Linked DNA regions of Homo sapiens: region 2 is linked to region 1. Evidence: chromatin loops called from intact Hi-C (ENCODE). Cell type or tissue: heart right ventricle. All regions are shown on one strand. Each heading gives the region's core, and the rest is flanking DNA. Links, peaks and the distances in the headings are about the cores only.

The links. Hi-C counts contacts between places; a loop is a spot of excess contacts. Peaks named below come from ENCODE experiments on the same cell type or tissue, not always from the same donor. Only the 100,000 strongest peaks of a DNase experiment are listed, where the experiment ranks them.
Region 2: it touches region 1 in a loop (2.9-fold over the local background); 6 of 110 quality-filtered maps call a loop at or near these places.

Annotation. Positions count from the first base shown.
Region 1 is chr17:909,991-921,386 of GRCh38, reverse strand. All of the region lies in intron 1 of NXN (nucleoredoxin), which reads left to right. LOC101927727 (a long non-coding RNA gene) reads right to left here. Exons shown (of 2, transcript NR_135633.1): 2 at 10,175-10,693. Among named protein-coding and RNA genes, the nearest start is that of NXN, 64 kb to the left of the region's middle. RefSeq lists enhancers at 2,341-2,858, 11,384-11,396. In heart right ventricle, for the core only: no CTCF peak of the experiment used is centred there; DNase peaks (open chromatin) are centred at 5,327 and 5,543; H3K4me3 peaks cover 2,033 bases; H3K27ac peaks cover 4,729 bases.
Region 2 is chr17:843,840-854,247 of GRCh38, reverse strand. All of the region lies in intron 1 of NXN (nucleoredoxin), which reads left to right. It overlaps LOC124903894 (a long non-coding RNA gene), which reads left to right and starts at 1,228. Exons shown (of 2, transcript XR_007065574.1): 1 at 1,228-4,062; 2 at 7,179-7,763. RefSeq lists enhancers at 2,090-2,590, 3,246-3,820. In heart right ventricle, for the core only: no CTCF peak of the experiment used is centred there; no DNase peak of the experiment used is centred there; H3K4me3 peaks cover 3,466 bases; H3K27ac peaks cover 4,727 bases.

The DNA of each region.
Region 1 (11,396 bases), core at 1,335-9,334:
GGTTCCGCTGGGTGTTGTTGGTGGCCCCGCTGAGAGCCGGCTTGTGAGTGCGGAGAGGGAGCCGGGGTAGGAGGAGGCTGTGGTGAGTCAGGGAGCTTGGGGCTGAGCCAGAGGAACATAGAGGTTGCCTGGGGATAAACAGTTACCTTTTGAGTGGTAAAGACTTGACCCTGTAGGTGGAGGAAGAGGAAGGAGTGAGCAGAGGAAGGGGCTCCCCTGTGTGCCAGCCGCTGCTCTGAGGGTGGCTGAACGCCGTCCCGTCTAACTCTCACTACAAAGCTGTGATATAGATGCTCTTCTCTTTATTTTACAAATGAGAAAACTGAGTCACAAAGAGGTTAAGAAACATATAAAGGTCACATAGAGGCTGGGCACGGTGGCTCACACCTGTCATCCAGGACTTTTGGGGGCCAAGGTGGGAGGATCACTTGAGGTCAGGAGTTCAAGACCAGCCTGGCTAACATGGCAAAACCCCGTCTTTACTAAAATTACAAAAATTAGCCGGACATGGTGGCGGGCGCCTGTAATCCCAACTACTCGGGAGGTTGAGGCAAGAGAATCGCTTGAACCCGGGAGGCAGAGGTTGCAGCGAGCCGAGATCCCACCACTGCACTCCAGCCTGGGCAACAGGGCGAGACTCTGTTTCAAAGGAAAAAAAAAAAAAAGGCTTCCTGAACGGTGGAATCTTCCAGGTGATTTTGAGGGCGATTGGCAAGGCGGTATGAATGAAGACCTCATTGAGAACGTCCTGGGTGCTGCCAGTGAGGGTACAGTTGATGAGACCCACCCTGGGCTAGGGCATACGGATGGCGAATGAACCTGGATGAGCGTCGAGGGTTGAGAGCCTGGGAGAACGCTGCAGAGCTGGAGTGAGCTGGTGAGGGCTGGTCACTTGGGGAGGGAGCGGAACCCTGGGAGGAGAACGCTGGAGGAATTGGGATCAGGCAGGCTCGGCATCCCCAAGGCTACATTGGCCTTGGGGCATGACAGGAGGGCCTAGGTATCCCCAGGCGCTCGGGGCTGGGAGGAGAGCCACATGGGCACCTCATCGGCCCCCTTGGCTGAATTTGAACAATCACTTGATGTTGACGTTGCCAGATTCCTCCAGGTCAAAGCGGGAGCCAGGGGCGGGGGGAGATGACAGGAGGCAGCATTGATAAGTTTGTAATGTTGGATTTCGGGGTGTAGACTGGGCGTGATGGCTCGTGCTTGTCATCCCAGCACTTTGGGCGGCTGAGATGGGCTGATCGCTTGAGCCCAGGAGTTCAAGACCAGCCTGGGCAACATGGCGAAACCTTGTCTCCACCAAAAATACAAACATTTGCACCGCGTGGTGGCTCGAAGAGAGTTGGAGGCGGAGGTCCTCACATGGAGGAGGCCGTGGAAGTGGGTAGTTGCTCTGGATGGGTGATGAAGGCACCAAGGGTGCCGGTGGGGGCTGAGGCAGAGAGAGATGGAAGGTACATTTTCCGCCATGGCCTGGGGGTTAGTGAATACCAGTCTGCAAGGTGACAAGAGGGAGGTGTAGCTATGTAGCTAGATGAGGTCGCATACCAGTGTGGTCCGCCAAGATTGAATGATGGAAGGGAGAGCGTTTCCTGGTGTTTTGTGCCGGACCGCTCTGCCCCTAGTTGTATTTTCTGGACTGCGTTCCAATATTATTTTCAGTTGTTGTTCTGGAGCCACGCACTGCCTGGTAAGGGCTGATTGGTGTTGTCTCTGTCTCCCACCTTGAACCAGAGCCCGTGTCTGAGGGCCGCGTGGGACGAATGCGGGGATTCCGAGGACGACGTAGGTTCTGTAACCCACGATACGAGGAGGTGCTGTAGAAAGCCGTTTGACTGCGTCCTCCCAAAACTGCCACTTTAATTTCTGGTTGTGCTGAGATTACAGGGCTTTTTCCTCGTGTTACAATAACACGTTTTCTAGCATCTTAAGGAATGATTGCCCTGCATTGACAGAGTATTGTAATAAAAGCTGTTTAATTGGAATAATCATTCCAGAACCTTTTTTTTGTTTTGTTTTGAGACAGAGTCTCACTCTGTCACCAGGCTGGAGTACAGTGGCACAATCTCGGCTCACTGCAACCTCTGCCTCCCTAGTTCAAGCTATTCTCCTGCTTCAGCCTCCCAAGGAACTGGGACTACAGGTGCCCGCCATGACGCCCGGCTGATTTTTGTATTTGTAGTAGAGACGGGCTTTCACCATGTTAGCCAGGATGGTCTCGATCTCCTGACCTCGTGATCCACCCTCAGCCTCCCAAAGTGCTGGGATTACAGGTGTGAGCCACCGAGCCTGGCTGAAACATTTTTTTTTTTTAAAGCAATAGGGTCTTACTCTGTTGCCCAGGCTGGAGTGCAGTGGTGCAATCATAGCTCACTGCAGCCTCAAACTCCTGGCCTCAAGTGATCCTCCCGCCTCAGCCTCCCGAGTAGCTGGGACTACAGGCGCACGCCACCTTGCCTGGCTGCAGAGACATTTTTAATGAGGAAGGAGGCTGTGGAAACGTAGTTTAACTTACTTTGTTTTCTGAGTCCTTAAATTCACCAAGGATTCAACAAACACCCGCCCCCCCACCCCCGGCCTTTTTTTTTTTTTGAGACTGAGTCTCTGTCTCCCAGGCTGGAGTGCGGTGGCGCGATCTCAGCTCACTGCAGCCTCTGCCTCCCGGGTGCAAGCGATTCTCGTGCCTCAGCCTCCTGAGTAGCTGGGATTACAGCCGCCCACCACCGCGCCTGGATAATTTTTGTATTTTTAGTAGAGACAGGTTTTCATCGTGTTGGCCAGACTGCTCTTGAACTGTTGGCCTCAGGTGATCCGCCCGCCTCGGCCTCACTTTCTGGGATTACAGGCATGAGCCACTGCGCCCGGCCTCAACCAAACCCTTTTTAAGTCAAGAAATTAAGACAAAAAGTAGCTGGAATGAAAGTGAGTGATTGACTCGGGAGCCAAATGGAAATGGGAGTCACGGCCTCCCTGAGCCCAGTTCACGAAGGAGATGAAACGCTGCGATGAAACTCGCTGATGGATCGTGCGCTCCTCCCATTTCCTTCCGACCCTCCCGCCTTTTCCTCCAAACCGAACGTTACAAAGGAAAATAATCTTAATCAAGACCAGACCCCTTTGGGCCCAGGGTTCTGGGGCTGTTTCTGGCACAACGGCCAGGCCCAGCACAGCCTGGTTTGTGATTGTTTGATTACAGGAGGAAAATGCTGTGTTGTTTTGGGGGAGGTGATATTGAGTGTTCTCGTGTTTCTTTTGTCTGTTTTTGGCCCATCTTCTTAGTAGGATCATGTTATGAGTTATTTTCTGGTTTAGACACACAACTTTTAAAACTGAAACTGAGATTTCCTTTATGCTGCAAATACGGAGTGAGTTTTTGTGATGTGCCGGGCCCTGCCGTGAGCCATGTGTCTTCCATAAAGTACGAGCTCAGTAAACATTTTATTATTATCCATTAGGGGTTCTTGTCAACAAAACTGAATACAGACCACATTCTTCTTCACCAGTACGCAGTCCCCTTTGTTTGGAACGGGAGTCCCCCCTCTCCTGTCGCTTATCCCCTTTCCCATCCGCCCTTGTCCCCACCTCTGCGAGGCCTTCCTGGGGAGCGAGAGCCACGCCCGCCTGTTGTGCCAGTACGCGCCCCTTGTAGGGCTGGAACCTGGGGTGTCCGTCTAGGAGGTCGGATTGGGTAGGGAAGCTCGCCTGCAGCGGGTGGCCTACATTGGGTTGAGATGGTGACGTGCGTCTGAGCCACGTCCTTGTGGGAGAGCTGGGAATCGAGCCTGTAGACACCAGTGCTAAGTTCAAAGAGTGGGTGGAGATAAAAAATGGGCGTAGGGTGGGACAGCAGGTCCAGAAGGAAGAGGAGGAGCTGGTGTGGTTTCCACAGACGACAGTGTGGGGCTGCTCTGTGAGTTTAGGTTCATGAGTAAAGATGTGAGCGGCGGCTCCCGCCTGTTCTTTCAGAGGCCCAGCACTTTCAGAGGCCAAGGCAGGCGGATCACGAGGTCAAGAGATTGAGACCAGCCTGGCCAACATGGTGAAACCCCGTCTCTACTAAAAATACAAAAAATTAGCTGGGCATGGTGGCGGGCGCCTGTAGTCCCAGCTGCTCGGGAGGCTGAGGCAGGAGAATCGCTTGAACCCGCGAGGCGGAGGCCACGGCGAGCCGAGGTCGCGCCATTGCACTCCAGCCTGGGCTACAGAAAAAAAAAAAAAAGATGTGAGCTCAGGCGTGGAACACCTCATTCCTTGGTTCACTTAGGAACAGGGAATCTTGTTGGAGGCAAAGCGGATGTTTGATTTGTAGCTTCAGCATGTATAACAGAACAGGACACACAGGGAATGTCTGATAATGTGATTAATGAATGAAGATAAAGACCCACCAAAAATACCCACCTTCAAGGTGGTTTGAAAATTTACAACGAAGAGGTTAGGGTGGTAACTAACCTAGAGGCCTGTTGGTTGCTGTAATTTTTTTTTAGAGATGAAGTTTCTCTCTGTTGCCCAGGCCGGAGTGCAATGGCATAACCTCAGCTCACTGCAACCTCCACCTCCCGGGTTCAAGTGATTCTCCTGCCTCAGCCCCCGAAGTGGCTGGGATTACAGATGTCCGCCACCACACCTGGCTAGTTTTTTGTATTTTTAGTGGAGACCTCAGGTGATCCACCTGCCTCGGCCTCCAAAAGTGCTGGGATTACGGGCGTGAGCCACCGTGCCCGGCCAGCTGCTGTAATTTGTGAGCTTAATGTTAAAATCCTGAGTGCTTTGCAGGGATCCCTGGGATCCCCAAACACTTAAAACTGATTCCTTGGATATTTACAGTAGCTACTGCAGCTGGGGTGCAATTTCACATTTTACCAGGAGGGACTGTCTGAAATCTCCTTCATTTTTAAGTTTTGGAATGTGTTTATATTTATTTTCCTTTTTTTTAGTTTGGTAACTTTGAAATGTCATACGTTAATTTTACGTAAAACAAGGGATTTGACTTTGACTCATTTCCAAAAGGCCCCTTGCAGGGAAAATTGTCTTTTAAATTGTTTTAAATAATCTCATTTTCAGCAGGAAGAAGTAGAAAGGATAAAATGGATCCTGCACCACGGGAACCTCACAGCACCTCACTCCTTGTGGCTTTTCCTGTTTGATACTCTGCTTTCTGAAAGATGCAATTTTCTGCCTCCATTTCTGTTGCCGACGTGCCAGGATTTCTAGCAAAGTGGGCCTAGAGTTTTGCTGGAGGTTACTTTTCCTTGGAAGCAATTCAAATACAATCATCATTCTGTTTCTCCCTTTTCATTCGACATTTGAGTAGAACAATGGCTTGGCAGCCAGACAGGCGCTCTTAAGAGCTTCAGTGTTTTTATCTTTGCCTTTTGAGAAGTGCCTTTACAAAATGTGGTTTAAAATTGAGCCTACAAACAAAAACACAGAACCGATTGCTTGGAGACCAAAACTCTAGGGACAAGGACAAAAGAACTGGGAGAGGGGGAGCAGCTGGAAGTTCCAGCTCTGACACCATAAGTGGCCGCCCATTTTAGGGGAAGTTTCGGCTCTGACACCATAAGTGGCCGCCCATTTTAGGGGAAGTTTCACCTGGAAGCCCCAGCTCTGGCCCCATAAGTGGTCAGGCATTTTAGTGTTGCACTAACTGGTCTCTGCCTTCTTGGTTTATTGCCAAGTTTCCAGCCCTGGGGTATCCTTGTTATTTACTTTCCTCCTGCACCAAAGCTCGGAAGCGTTACACTATGTACTCATTCATTCTCACTTTTACTCCTTTCTTAGAAATAATTTCCTAGAGTCCAGGTGTGGTGTCTTATATCTGTAATCCCAGCACTTTGGGAGGCTGAGGCAGGTTGATTGCCTGAGCCCAAGAGTTTGAGACCAGTCTGGGCAACATGGCAAAACCCAGTCTTTACAAAAAAATACAAAAATTAGCTGGGTGTGATGGCACACTCCCGTAGTCCCAGCTACTTGGGAGGCGGAGGCAGGAGGATTGTCTGAGCCCAGGAGGTGGAGGTTGCAGTGAGCCGAGATGACTCCAGCCTGGGCGACAGAGTGAGACTCTATCTCAGAAAGAAAGAGAGAAAGAATTCCTAGAGGTCATGCTAATCATAATCCCACTTATTCTCAACTATAAAATCCTCAACTGGCCGGGTGCAGTGGCTCACGCCTGTAATCCCAGCACTTTTGGAGGCTGAGGTGGACCTATCACGAGGTCAGAAGTTCGAGGCCAGCCTGGCCAATATGGTGAAACCCCATTTCTACTAAAAATACAAAAAATGAGCTTGGCGTTGTGGCGGGTGCCTGTATTCCCAGCTATTTGGGAGGCTGAGGCAGGAGAATCTCTTGAACCTGGGAGGCAGAAGTTGGAGTGAGCCGAGATCGCACCACTGCACTCCAGCCTGGCGAGCGAGACTTTGTCTAAAAAAAAAAATCAACTCTGAAATTTTTCCAGTACAAGTGTCTGCGATTTCACCCCCTTTAATATTTTAGGAAAACTCATCTCACTTGCTTGCTTTATTTGCCTGTGCTGTTGGTTCCACGCACTCATCAGCTCCTCCAGGGGAAGCCCTGGTTCCCCACATCCAGCTCCGCCTCCTCTACACCCAACAGTCTTGCTTCCCACATCACGGTACGCTCCCTGTTAACTCGCTTGCTGAGTTAATGACCTCACTCAATGGACTGTGGACTCTTTGAAGGTCAGAAGCGAGTCTCTGCTCCTCATCTTTGTCTCCGCCTGGTTCGATGCTCAGCACAAGGTAGCATTTCATACATGTTTGTTGAATTGTGTATATTCCTGTCTCCTCTAGGAACCTTGCTTGCGCTACCAATTACAGACCTCGGTGTTTGCCTTTGACCTTGCCTCTACTGTCTCATTGCATACTTCTCGCCTTAAAAAGAATCTTCCTTCTGGCCGGGCGTGGTAGCTTGTGCCTGTAATACCAGCACTTTGGGAGGCTGTGGCGGGTGGATCACCTGAGGTCAGGAGTTTGAGACCAGCCTGGCCAACACGGTAAAACCCTATTTCTACTAAAAATACAAAAATTAGCTGGGCGTGGTGGCGGGTGCCTGTAATCCCAGCACTTTGGGAGGCTGAGGTAGGCGAGTCACCTGAGGTCAGGAGTGCGAGACCAGCCTGGCCAACGTGGCGAAACCCCATCTCTATTAAAAATACAAAAATTAGCTGGGCGTGGTGGCGGGCGCCTGTAATCCCAGCACTTTGGGAGGCTGAGGTAGGTGAGTCACTTGAGGTTGGGAGTTCGAGAGCAGCCTGGCCAATGTGGCGAAACCCTGTCTCTATTAAAAATACAAAAATTAGCTGGGTGTGGTGGTGGGTGTCTGGAGTCCCAGCTACCCGGGAGGCTGAGGCTGGAGAATCACTTGAACTCAGGAGCCGGAGGTTGCAGTAGGCCAAGATTGTGCCACTGCACTCCAGTCTGGGCGACAGGGCGAGACTCTGTCTCAAAAATAAAAATAAAAATAAATAATAAAATAAAAATCTTCCGCGAGTTTGGGAGGACACGCCGTTATAATGAATGTCCTTGCACTTAAGTAAGTGAGTTTATGCCAGTGTAGATGGAAAGGGCAATTGTTTACACATTTTTTTTCTGCTTCATTTTTGTCTGCTCTTTTACTACAAGGATAAGAAAGAGCAGGTGCCAGGAGAGAAAAGTCATCTGAGAAGGGTCCCGGTCTCTGCATTGCCTGGGGACGTGGGGGTAGGTGGAGAACCTGCCTCTTTATCGGTTCCCGGTCTCTGCATTGCCTGGGGACGTGGGGGTAGGTGGAGAACCTGCCTCCTTATCCTCTTTTCCTTTGGTCTCTGTTGTGCCACGATGTCTCTGGGAAACTGACCGACTCTCCTTTCTCAGCCTGTTGCTCTCTGTCTGTCGTGTTGAGGAGTCTCTGCTGTGGGCAGGGGCCGACATCTTCATCTGTGATCACTTCTGTGTTGAAACAGCTAAGCCAGCGCTAGAGGCAAAAAGGGTTCCCAGACTCTGGAAAACTGACAAGCGAATGGACTTTTCAGACTCCAGGAGAAAATGGGCCATCCTGGGCTGTGGGGGTGCTCTGTGGATGAGTTCTGTCATTTGGGAGCTGGCAGTGGTTTGGTGATCAACTGTTGGCTTTTCCAGATTTTACAAAATCGGGAAGGATTTTTGGTGACTCATGAATTTTCTGTTCAATTTTACTTCTCCTAATAAGAAGTTAGCCTCTATTTATGTTCAGAGAATTAATCTAGATTTTATTGGTGACTATAAAAGAGATGACTGTAATATAAAACTTCTATATGGTCCAAAATACCAGAAACCAGATCAAATGATAAACCCTAGGGTGAGAAAAGATATTTCCAACGTATATGACAGAGAAAAGTGCTATTTTTCTTTTCTTTCTTTCTTTTTTCCGTCCTTTCCTTTCTCTTTTCTCCTTTCCTTGTTTCACTCTGTCGCCCAGGCTGGAGTGCGGTGGTGCAATCTTGGCTCACTGCAAGCTCCATCTCCCGGGTTCAAGCGATTCTCCTGCCTCAGCCTCCCGAGTAGCTGGGATTACAGACACGTACCACCACGCCCGGCTAATTTTTCGTATTTTTAGTAGAGACGGGGTTTCACCATGTTGGCCAGGCTGGTCTCGAACTCCTGACCTCAGGTGATCCGCCCGCATCGGCCTCCCAAATGTAATCTTCATGCTGGGATTACAGGTGTGAGCCACTGCCCACTGGCCTGTTTTTTTTCTTAATGCATAAAGAGCTTTTAAAATCAATTTGGGTAAAGAATTTGAACAGAGAAAGACACATAAACATGAAAAGATGCCTGGTTCTGTTTGCAATTAAAGAAGTACAACTTTTGAAATATGTGATTATTAAACTGGCAAAAGGAACATTTGATAACATACAGTGTTGGCAAGGATGTAGACGGGGTCTCTCCCGCGTGGTTGGGGGAGCGTAATCTGATGCGGTGTCTTTGGCAGTGTTTTAACACAGTTAAAAATGTGTGGACCGTTTGACCTGTCAGTCCAATTTCTGGGAATTTCTCAACAGATCTTACAAATACGGTTGACCCTCAAACAACGTTGGTTTGAACTACACCGTTCCATTTATACACAGATTTTTTTCAACCGAATGTGGATTAAAAAATAGAGTATTTGGCCGGGTGTGGTGGCTCACGCTTATAAGCCCAGCACTTTGGGAGGCTGAGGAGGGTGGATCACTTGATGTTAGGAGTTCAACACCAGCCTGGCCAACATGGCAAAACCCCATCTCCACTAAAAATAGAAAAATTAGCCGTGCGTGGTAGCGGGCGCCTGTAATCCCTGCTACTTGGGAGGCTGAGGCAGGAGAATCACTTGAACTCGGGAGGCAGAGGTTGCAGTGAGCCGAGATCGCGCCACTGTACTCCAGCCTGGGCAACAGAGTGAGACTGTCCATCTCAAAAAAAAAAAAAAAGTATATGCATGAATATCGTCTGGAAGTTACTTAACTGAGGGGATTACCTGAGGGCCAGACTGGGATCTGGGGAGGGAGAAAGACTCACGTGAAATGTTTTATGTGCATATTTTGTTTTTATAGTTGGAGAAAACTATGAAACTTTGGTTAGACATTAAAAAAAAAAAAAAATTGGCCGGGCCCTGTGGCTCACACCTGTAATCCCAGCACTTTGGGAGGCTGAGGCGGGCAGATCACGAGGTCAGGAGATCAAGACCATCCTGGCTAACAGGGTGAAAGAAACCTCATCTCTACTAAAAATACAAAAATTAGCCGGGTGTGGTGGTGGGCGGCTGTAATCCCAATACTTTGGGAGGCTGAGACGGGTGGATCACAAGGTCAGGAGATCGAGACCATCCTGGCTAACACGGTAAAACACCATCTCTACAAAAAATACAAAAAAAATTAGCCGGGCGTCTGTAGTCCCAGCTACTCAGGAAGCTGAGGCAGGAGAATGGCATGAACCTGGGAGGCGGAGCTTGCAGCAAGCCGAGATCGCGCCACTGCACTCCAGCCTGGGCGACAGAGCGAGACTCCGTCTCAAAAAAAAAAAAAAAAAAAAAGAAGACTTGCATTAATGGAGAAACAGACTGTTCCTGGCTAGAAATACAAAATATTGTAAAGATGTCATTTCTTTAAAATTAATTTATAGATTTAATGCAGTCATAGTTAAAAATCCCAAGCAGGGGCAGGGCATGATTTTTATTGTTAAGAAGCTTAGGGTAGAGTATGGGAGACAGAAACATAATGTTCACAAAAATATGCCTTGAGCAGTTACAAAGCCGTATATCAAGTGCAAAGCAATAAAATTGGATACATATGCACTGTGGGAACTTGGAGTCCTTTGAGAGGACACACTATTGGCAGAGTGGAGTTAATCAGCAAAAAAAATACTTTAAAAAAAAGCTAAAAAAGATAAGCTAGAGCAGGAAGGAATCTTCCTTAAAGTCCAGAGTCTCCCGGAACATGGAGACTGTCCTTCCCAAGCCTTCTCGCGGGGAGGGAATTCCTTCTTTCTGCCGCCTGTTACATCCCTGTGTGAGAAGGTCTGTGAGCTGAGCCCACATCACTCGTTCTGCTGCCCAGGTGTGCTTCCATCTTCACTGTGGAAAAGTCATTTTGAACTCCCCGGTGACTGCAAATTAAGTAATCAAGGACAGATGGGACTGGGTTGACCATTCCAAGGAGTACAGTTACTTGAAGAATCTGGAAGCAATACCGAGCACATTTGTTGGCATTAATTCATTGGAGCAATAATGCTGTACGTAGAAAGTATGTTGCTTTTTTAAAAAAACATCATCAGTTCTGAGCATTTGTAGCAAGTGAACTCTAACTTGGAACGGATGATAAATTCTTCTAAAAAACAAATAAAAACCCTCCAGACAATATTATGCATTGAGAGCTTTAAAAAATATATATCCTACAGCATTTGGAAAACACTTTGTCTGTCTATGCCACTTACAAAGATTAGAACTTTTTTTTTTTTTTTTAATGGAGTCTCACTCTGTCACCCAGGCTGGAGTGCAGCGGCGCGATCTCGGCTCACCACAACCTCCGCCTCCCGGGTTCAAGTGATTCTCCTCCCTCAGCCTTCTGAGTAGCTGGGATTACAAGTGCCCGCCACCACGCCTGGCTCATTTTTGTATTTTTAGTAGAGACAGGGTCTCGCCCTGTTGGCCAGGCTGGTCTCCGTCTCCTGGTCTCAGGTGATCCGCCTGCCTCGGCCTCCCCAACTGCTGGGATTACAGGCGTGAGCTGCCAGGCCTGGCCAAGATTAGAATTTGAGTCATAGGTTGTTTGATTTAGGAGGTGTAGGATGTTGCTTCAACCTAGAACTGGATGGAGCTTTTAGGAGATTTAAGATTGTTCTCTTGGCAAATAAACTGCCTTTATGTTAGAAGTATTTCAT
Region 2 (10,408 bases), core at 1,854-9,853, 68 kb after region 1:
CAGAAAACCTTAGTGAGAAGAGCGAGTACGGTGGGAAGCGGGAATTAGAAGCAGCTATTCCAGATTCATTCGTTTAATCCACAGATATTTTTACTGCAAGCCTACTTTGTGCCATGCCTGATGCCAGAAGCAGAGTGAGCTAAGTATCTCCCTGGCCTCGTGGAGCTTTGTAGTCCAGTGGGGGGACACACATGATTCAACAAGTCACACAACTACAGAATGGAAATTGGCCGGGCGCAGTGGCTCACGCCTGTTATCCCAGCACTTTGGGAGGCCGAGGTGGGTGGATCAGGAGGTCAGGAGATCAAGACCATCCTGGCTAACATGGAGAAACCCCGTGTCTAATAAAAATGCAAAACTTAGCCGTGTGGTGGCGGGTGCCTGTAATCCCAGCTACTTGGGAGGCTGGGGCAGGAGAATCACTTGAACCCGGGGAGGCAGAGGTTGCAGTGAGCCGAGATCGCACCACTGCACTCCAGCCTGGGCGACAGAGTGAGACTCCGTCTTGGAAAAAAAAAAAAAAATATATATATATATATATATATGTGTATAACAGAAATAGTGAGAAGTACTGTAAAGGAAGAGTACTAGGGCTTGGACATGTATACAGCACCTGGTCTAAACTTGGGAGGGAGGTCCTGGGCAGAGAAGGCTCCCCCGAAGAGCTGATGTTTGACCTCATATCTGCAGGGTGAGGAAGAATTAGCTGGGGCGAGGGACACACAGTAAGGACAGAGGGACACCCTGTGGGAAAGAGACTTCAGTGGGCCTGAGTTACCTGAGAGCTTTCTTTTTTCTTTTAGGCAGAGTCTCACTCTGTCAGCCAGGTTAGAAGGCAGTGGCGTGATCTCGGCTCACTGTAACATGCGCCTCCCAGGTTCAAGCGATTCTCCTGCCTCCACCTCCCGAGTAGCTGGGACTACAGGCGTGCGTGCACCACCACACCCGGCTAATTTTTGTATTTTTGGTAGAGACGAGGTTTCACCGTGCTGGCCAGGCTGGTCTCAAACTCCTGACCTCAGGTGATCCACGCCTCCCAAAGTACCGGGATTCCAGGCGTGAGCCACCGTGCCCGGCTGGGAATTTTCTTAACATTTATGTTTTTAGCCGGGCATGGTGGTGGGCGCCTGTGGTCCCAACTACTCAGGAGGCTGAAGCAGGAGAATCGCTTGAACCCAGGGGGTGGAGCTTGCAGTGAGCTGAGATTGCGCCATTGCACTCCAGCCTGGGTGATAAAGTGAGACTCTGTCTCAAAAAAAAAAAGAAAAAATTTACACTTTAGGTCTCATCCCCTGGGTCAGATCCAGTGGGTCAGAGGTGGGGCCTGGAAATCTGCATGAGTCCCTGGGACTCTGAGGTGTCCTGGGGAAATAGGCATCCTGGGGAAACAGTGGTCCTGAGGAAATGCTGCATTAAACACTTCTGGTCAAGCTCTTTCTTCCCAATTTGCGATTTGTGCTGGAGGGAGCTCCAGGCCTCCTTTGTAAGGACAGGACGGTTAGGCTTGGCATACGCATAATCCCAACCGTGCAGGGGGACCTGGCCCCACTCTATAGCCCGGGCTGACTCAGAGAGCAGACGGGGGTCCTGCCTCCCTCCTCCACCCACCCAGCCCTACTTTCTGCTCCATATCCGCTTCCAGGAGCCCCGTATCCAAATCCAACACCAACTCGGAGCTCTGGGAGCTGGAAAGGAAAGGAAGTGTTGGGTTTTCTTTTTTCCCCTCCCCTGAAATTTTCTGGACGTCAGTATGGACATTCAGAGGCAAGTCTGTCTACATAATCCATCCTGACTTTTTCTGGAGGTAGAAAGGAGAGAGAAAACAGGGTTGAGTTTGGGGAGCAAGATGCCAGCTGTGGGCACGGGGGGTCCCAGGGATCCTGTGGCCCACGTCCTGGTCAGTGGGGAGCTTAATGAGGTTCCCTGCTGGAGACGCCCCGACTGAGGCTGTGGCTGAGGCTGAGGCTGAGGCTGTGGCTGAGGCAGGTTCTCGCTGATGGGACTTGTGAGGAGGTGTCATCCGGATGCCCCCGGATGGCAGAAGAGCTGGGACTAAGCCAGCAGGGATTGCTGTTTGGCCAAGAGCCTTCTAGAGGCTGCGGGGCCTTGGCCGGCATGCAGGGATAAGCCAGGGCCACAGGATTCTAGCTCCCTTTTCTCACTGCTGCCTCCGTTGGCACAGGACCTGAGGGATTAGGGTGGCAGGGCCGTTCCTGAGACTGGCGCCCCTAATTGAGCTACAGCGTGCTTTTTCCAGCTTTTTCCACTCTCCATTTCAAGTCTCTGGTTAGATCAGGAGAAAGTCTCGCTGTGGCGCCATCTTTAAACCACTGGAAAACTTGCTAATCTCCCTTCCATAGAGAAAGCCGACCTCCGCTTTCCGCAGGCAACGCGAGACAGATCACTTGTAATAATGGCTTGTTCTTTGTTCTTTTCATTTTGACACTTAGCCTCTATTTATGGCGAGTGGTGCTGGTTCTCCACTTACAATAGCAATATAAAGTTTCCTTTCAAAATAATTTTTTGAAGGAGTCTATTCAAAGCAAAATAAGTAAATAAGCATCGGAGTGAGGAGGGCGCAAATTGTAAATGATACATGTGGACGCCTGAGCTTGGAAACTGGGTGCTGGGAGCAGCCATCTGGATTTCACATCTGGCTTCATCATAGCAAGCCTATGAGGCAAGCACTGGTTTCTCCCAGTGTGCAGCGGAAGTAGCTTCTCAAAGAGGTGAAGGGATGTTCCCAGCCTGGCTGACTTTGCCACCCTGCTCTTTCCACCTGCCCTTTCTTGTGGCCGGCGGACACAGTGACCTCAGATTCATTCTGTAGCCCCTCAGCCCCTCTGCTTCCCGTCCCCCGCTCATGCCTTCTAAGCATCTTCTCTCCCGTCTGCAGCCCAAGGCTGCCCCTGGGAGCAGGCAGAGGCTTGCGCTGTCTTTTGTCCTGGCGTCTTCATTTCAGCCGGGGAACTTTGGGTGGAGCTGGAGCCAAGTGGCAAGCGGAGCTCAGGCTTGCTGGGCCCCGGCCTCCCCACCGCATCCCCCGGCTTTTGGACACAGACCTTTCTCTGGGTGGTCTGGAGACCAGGTTGAAACGTGTTGATGTTTAGCAGTTCGGTTCTGCTAAACGTTGACAGGATTATCATGCTCTTTAAAGCGGTCAGCCTGTCCCAGGAAGCTGTGCTCCCGACGGAGAAGCTGTTTGTGTGTGGTTTCTGTTCCGAAGGCCTCAGCAGTTTTAAGTTTCCTAAGCAAGTGAGTAGTGGCATCGTCCGGGTCTGATTCACTGGGACGTTTCTGTCCTGGAGGAGAAGGTCAAGTCTCGTTGCCGCCTCAGAAACTCCACCCTCTGCCCGTCTTGGTTCTGTGGCACTGGCGGCATCTGGAACCAGCACACACCTGGCCGGGGAGTGTCCGCCAACGGCAGCCCCCTCATTGAACTGCCTTTGAAAACTAAAGTTGGGGAAGATGTACTGTGCCTGCTTCTGAATATCATGTGTGTGATTCTACCTCGGGAGTGTGCTCTAAGGGACGTGTGGCCATTCATCTTGTCTGCAGAAGAAACCTCCCGCCTTCGTCCCTCCTGACTCAGCTCCCGGGGCCCCCACGCCGCCCCCCTGGAGAGAGCGAGTGAGCAAAACTGGGTGCCCCCCAGCCCCACTGGAGACAGTGAGCTTGCAAAACCTTCCCAGAGGAAGAGCCCTACTTTGGGAACTCACAAAATGGCATTTCTTGGCAAGTTTGTGAGTTTGCTCACGGCCACCTTCCTTGGACCCACAGGTCGGAGCAGTGGACTGACTTTTCTCATGTCCACACACATGTGAAACGTTTGTGTATCTTAGGCTCCCACTTAAGAAATGGGCTGCTGGCTGCAGGAAGCAGGAGGTCCGGGAAGCTCATTTGCTCCCTTGTCTGAAGGCATCATCTTGCTCCTTCCTCTGCGTACCTCGTACCTCGTGGGAGCAGGAGCAGGTGTCTCCTCCCCAGGCCCTGGGGCTCGTGGGGAAGACAGAAGAATGATCCGTGAGAAAGGGATTTGAAAGGGCTGAGAGCGTCCGTCAGGTGATTTTGCTTTTCTTTTTCTGGCGTTCTAAGCAGTGAGGATTTAGTGATGTGCTTGGACTCTCCACGCACACACACAGACCCACGTACCTGTCTTAGTTAGGAGTTGTTTACGAGGAGCAGAAATGGACTCCAGCTGCCTTAGGTGGATTGAGTTAGACTCTCCGAACACAGTCCTTCATCACAGGGGCCTCCAGATGCAGGAACGGCACCCAGCTGGGATGCGGAGGGACCAGCCTGGGGTTTCAGGAGCAGGTCGCTCTCGGGCTCCTTGGGGGCTCTGCAGCTTCTCTCGTTCGCTCCTCTCTGACTCTGGTGTCTCTCCTGCCCCTCCTTATCTGTCCTCCTCTCCGTCAGCTCCATTTCTCTCTGCTGTCCCTGGCCCAGCAAGGCGACCCCTGCCTGCCCTTGACGTGAGTTTATGGTTCTCACCTCCACTGTCAGCTCTTCAGCACTCCTCTACCTGCTCTGCATCCTGCCACGTTTAGGAAATGATGATTGCTTGTCTGCGGAGGTAAAGGGATGAGGCAGCTGGCCGCCAGAGGACAAGGACGTGGAGGGAGGGAAGAGGGAGTCCAGCGGCCCCTGAGGCTGAGAGGGCCAGTGCGGTGCCCTCCTGGAGCCTGCTCCTAGCACGCTGGTTGGGAAGCTCCCATCTTTTTTTTTTGTCTGTCGTCCAGGATGGAGTGCAGTGGTGCGATCTCAGCTCACTGCAACCTCCGCCTCCCAGGTTCAAGCAATTCTTCTGCCTCAGCCTCCTGAGTAGCTGGGATTACAGGTACCTGCCACCACGCCCAGCTAATTTTTGTATTTTTAGTAGAGATGAGATTTCACCCTGTTTGCCAGGGTGGTCTCTAACTCCTGACCTCAGGTGACCCACCTGTCTCGGCCTCCCAAAGTGCTGGGATTACAGGCGTGAGCCACTGCGCCCAGCTGGGAAGCTCTGGTCTTAGTGAATCCGTCTTTGTATCCACTTTCTGAACTTCCAGGAGAGAGCGTGATTGGTCTTAGATCAAGCGTGCACACCCACCATGATTGCCTGCCGTGGAACAAAGGGTGTGGGTGGGGTGGGGACTGCCGTCCCAGGGGAGGGTCTAGAGAGGAAGCCGGAGCCTGTTACATACCAGACAGGCTCCCTTCCTTTCTCGAAGGCGAAGACCTTTGTCTTGATCTGACCCCATACCGTCTGGCACAAATGCCTGGTAGGTTTGAGATGCTCAATAAGTGTTTATTGATGAAAAAGGACCAGGCACATGTGTGGTATGGAGCCGACGTCCTGCTGAGCAGTGGATAGGTACTTGGCCTATCCAGAAAAACCTCCGTCATCTCCACCACCCCTGGCGATCTGTCCTCAGACCACACTTCAGCCTCTCTGTCTGATGCATCTGACATCCAGGGCCATTCCTGCTGCTGTCCGCTTTCTTGTTAGCTTCTGAATCTGCAAACAGAGAAGGTAACCAGGAGGCAAGCTGCCTGTGTCTCTCAGTAGGAGGCATTTGGAACCAATCGTGTGGTGGCCCCTTTGAGTTCGCTGTTTGGAAGTAAAGTGACATGCACGAATACTGACTGCATTGTAAAAATGGCTTTCCGGCCAGAGCCTTGGACTTTGTGTTTTGATGGAAACGCCCATCTAAATTTCCTGCTTTATTTTTTCTTAATGACCAGGCACGAACCTGGCAAATGCTACTATTTTTTAAATCCTGCTCGTGTTAAGCCGTAGCAGTACCTTTTAGAGACAAGAAATCAGCTGGGCGCAGTGGCTCACGCCTGTAATCCCAACACTTTGGGAGGCTGAGGCGGGCAGATCACCTGAGGTCAGGAGTTTGAGCCCAGCCCTGGCCAACATGGTGAAACCCTGTCTCTCCTAAAAATACAAAGAAATTAGCCGGGCGTGGTGGTGGGTGCCTATAATCCCAGATACTCAGGAGGCTGAGGTAGGAGAATTGCTTGAAGCCAGGAGGCAGAAGTTGCAGTGAGCCGAGATCGTGCCATTGCACTCCAGCGTGGGCGACACGGCAGGACTCCGTCTCAAAAAAAAAACAAAACAGGAAATCAACGTTCAGTAATTGGAAATGAATCGTCAGGGGTTGACGTCCTCCTGAGGGTGTCAGGGACCACAGAGAACCTCTGCTTAATTCGTAGTGTTTCATCTTCGATCCTTCACTCGCCCCGTTTTGTAACAACTTTATGTAGCAGAAAGAGAGACGAGAATTGATGTTGGTCTGGAAGAAGTGGGGAACGTGATACTTTGTTCTGTATTTACTCCTATATTTATTTCTTTATTGGGCTTGTAGCTGTTTTTTCTTATTCTACATCAATCACTTGGATGCATAAATTCAAAGACATATGTTTGCGGGTCTCACACATCTGTCTTGAATTTCATCTTTTCCACCCTGTCTTCTACTTTCCAAACAATTTACCTCCCCTCTCTCTCTCTCCCTGCTGTTACTTATTTCATTGTGTGACGGAACCCTTTCATTTCAGGAGCTGGTGGAGGGAAAGAATGCAAGCCACAGTCCGTTTCTATATAAAGGCATCTTTGGTACTGGGTGGTCACAGTTTCTTAGTGTCGGACACGATTCCTTTTGCTGTGGACGTGGCTGGTCCGTGGCAGTGGGGCTGAGGCTGTTTGCAGAGCTGTGGACACGCCTGGCTTGCCGGATTCCCAGTGAGGTGACATTACCGCTGTGGACCGGTCCAGGCCAATTTAGAGAAAGCCTTCACGTGCCAGGCTCCGTGCAGAACGGTCCCTTCTGACTTTTTTCTTTGATCTCTTTTTCCAGGCTGGGAGTTTCTCACATCATTGTAAATATTTCCTCTCCCCTCCTTGTCATTTGGCCCAGGGCTCAGTGGGGACTTCCTGAAGCAGGAAAGTGATCAACACGGGGTTTATAACTGGGCACTGGAAAGTTCTGCCAAGAAACAGAGCTTTCCACGCAGCCGAGAAGGGAAAAAAAAAAAGCCCTTGTGAAATAACAATCAAATAGGAAATTGAGAAGGGAGCTGTGCCGAGTGCTAGTGGCTCCGCGGGGGGACAGGTACGGACGGTGCCGAGATGACAAACATCTCCGTGGTTCCCACCAACCACACTTCCTGCTCTTCTGTTCATTTTGCAGAGCGGACACGGAAAAGCTCACCCTGCCGACTTGGAATTTATAATAGCATTTGGGGCGGTAGGCGCTACGTAGTCACATTCCTCATCTACCAGAAGCTGCGGAAAGTTTCGAGATGATTTGACTATGTGGGATATGATGAGGTTTCTCTTCAAATAATCTGATCAATCTTTTATTCTTTAATTCATTGTACCCCTCCACCCCCACCATTTTTCTCCTTTTTTCTCCTTTTCCCTTCTCGCCTTTGTTAAGTGCCCAGCATGCCACAGTACCAAGCGTTATCAGTACCAGCTCACATTCCTTTCCTTATTTAAAGAAAGACTAACTTTCTGGCTCATTACAGACACCCCTTCCCCTTTCCCTCCACTTTTCTTTAACGTACCCACCCTATCTAAAAAAAAATCAAATGTTTATCCAACTGGGATTAGTTTATATTATAAGACCCGACTCCGGCCAATAAAAAAAGGGTACAGGGGCAGGACTTGTGTCAGGAATGAAGGCTTTTGTGCCCCTTTGTTCAGGTGTGCTCTCATGGCGACTGGCCAAAGGGGCACCCCTCTGTGCAAAAATAAAACTGCTTTGCTAAAAGTCCTTTGTTCGTGTGTTCAATTTCCTTAAAATTTTTTTTCTTTTTTCTTTTCTTTTTTTTTTTTTTTTTTGAGACAATTTCTCTCTGTCGCCAGGCTGGAGTGCAGTGGCACGATCTTGGCTCACTGCAACTTCCACCTCCCGGGTTCACGCAATTCCCTGCCTCAGCCTCCCGAGCAGCTGGGATTACAGGCGCCCACCACCACAGCTAATTTTAGTAATTTTAGTAGAGATGGGGTTGTCTTGGCCAGGCTGGTCTTGAACTCCTGACCTTGTGATCCACCTGCCTTGGCCTCCCAAAGTGCTGGGATTATAGGCACAAGCCACCGTGCCTGGCAATTTCCTTAAAATTGTGAGCATTATTCCTAACACCTAATTTTTAAAACCTTATTTATTTATTTATGAGATGCAGTCTCGCTCTGTCCCCCAGGCTGGAGTGCAGTGGTGTGATCTCGGCTCACTGCAACCTCCGCCTCCCAGGCTCAAGTGATTCTCTGGCCTCCAAGCAATTCTCCCGCCTCAGCCTCTCGAGTAGCTGGGATTACAGGCATGAGCCACCACACCCGGCTAATTTTTGTATTTTTAGTAGAGACGGGGTTTTGCCATGTTGGCCAGGCTGGTCTCAAATTCCTGACCGCCTGGCCTCCTCCTCGGCCTCCCGAAGTGTTGGGATTACAGGCGTGAGCCGCCACACCCGGCGTATTTGCCTGGTTTCTTTTCTGCTGAGGAACCATGACAAATGTGTGAAAATGGAATATCCGCCTGCCTATGGCTCAGGCTGTGTCTCCAGGTCAAATGTGAGGAGCTGGTAGCACACATCAGCATCCAGCTGATTGGCCTGACTGTCATCATCAGCATCCCCATTTATTGAGTATCTCTCACGTGTAAGGCACTGAAGATACAAAGTGGTCTAAGATGTAGACCCTGAAGGGCCTCGTCTTATGAGGGAGAGGTGAGATGGTCTTTGGATGTCCAGCCTGTAAGGGTGATGATGGTAGGATTCTAGAAGGGTGGAATTCTCTCTCTGATGTTGAGTCCCTAAAGGTGATGACGGTAGGATTCTAGAAGGGTGGAATTCTCTCTCGGATGTTGAGTCCATAAGGGTGATGACGGTAGGATTCTAGAAGGGTAGAATTCTCTCTTGGATGTTGAGTCCCTAAGGGTGATGATGGTAGGATTTTAGAAGGGTGGAATTCTCTCTCGGATGTTGAGTCTGTAAGGGTGATTGATGATGGTAGGATTCTAGAAGGGTGGAATTCTCTCTAGAAGGGTGGAATTCTCTCTAGAAGGGTGGAATTCTCTCTCACTCTCAATTCAGTGGATCACCTCCCGTGTTCCCATAGTTTATGAAGTTGACCTTTCTCACTGGAGCTTCTCACTGTAGCAGCTGGTCCTAGGAGTTCTCTCCCGTGCTGTGAGTCTGTGCTGGACGTGTCAGTCAAGTGCTATGTTGGAAATTACTAGAAAATCAGCCTGGAGCTCTGGGGTGCTGGGATGAGCCCTGGTGTCCTGTCCTCGGGCACCTGCACTGACCCTGTCTCCTGGGGGTAGGTCTGTTTTCAGGCATCTTGGCATGGATTTTTGTTTTCATTAAAAAAAACAGGCTGGGTGCAGTGGCTCATGCCTGTAATCCCAGCACTTTGGGAGGCCGAGGCGGGCAGATCACAAGGTCAAGAGCTTGAGACCAGCCTGGGCAACATGATGAAACCCTGTCTCTACTAAAAATACCAAAATTAGCCGGGTATGGTGGCAGGTGCCTGTAATCCCAGCTCCTCAGGAGGCTGAGGCAGGAGAATCGCTTGAACCTGGGAGGCGGAGGTTGTAGTGAGCCAAGATCGCACCACTGCACTCCAGCCTGGGTGACAGAAGGAGACTCCATCTCAAAAAAAAGAAAAAAAAGAAAAGAAAAAAAGAAACCTTGTACGTAGAAACCTACCATATATTTGTATTTTTTGCAAAGTCCTTTCATTGGCCTTCACATGCGATCGCCTCATAGCTTGTTCCGAGCCACAGGAGTGGATGGGCTGGGGTTAGGGTGAACTGGTGACATCTCCCACCTTCCAGCTAAGGAGGGCAGGACGGGACGTGTGATGGCCTGGTCTCCACCTTCCAGCTAAGGAGGGCAGGACGGGACGTATGATGGCCTGGTCTCCACCTTCCAGCTAAGGAGGGCAGGACGGGACGTGTGATGGCCTGGCCGCCACCTTCCAGCTAAGGATGGGTGGGACGGGACGTAGGATGGCCTGGTCTCCCACCTTCCAGTTAAGGAGAGGCAGGATGGGACGTAGGATGGCCTGGTCTCCACCTTCCAGCTAAGGAGGGCAGGACGGGATGTATGATGGCCTGGTCTCCACCTTCCAGTTAAGGAGAGGCAGGACGGCACGTAGAATGGCCTGGTCTCCACCGCCTGGTCTCCACCTTCCAGCTAAGGAGGGGCGGGACGGGACGTATGATGGCCTGGACAGGCGTGTTTTTGCAGCAGATTCCCCAAAGCGACAGGGAATGACCGTTTTCCCTCCACGGAGTCCTCATTCCTATGCCTCCTTTCTTCCTTGTTCTTTTTTCTTAGTCTCACGGGTTCTGGAAAGATCTGGAGTGAAAACGTTCAGATTTGTTTCTCTTTGTGAATGAACTTAACATTCTGG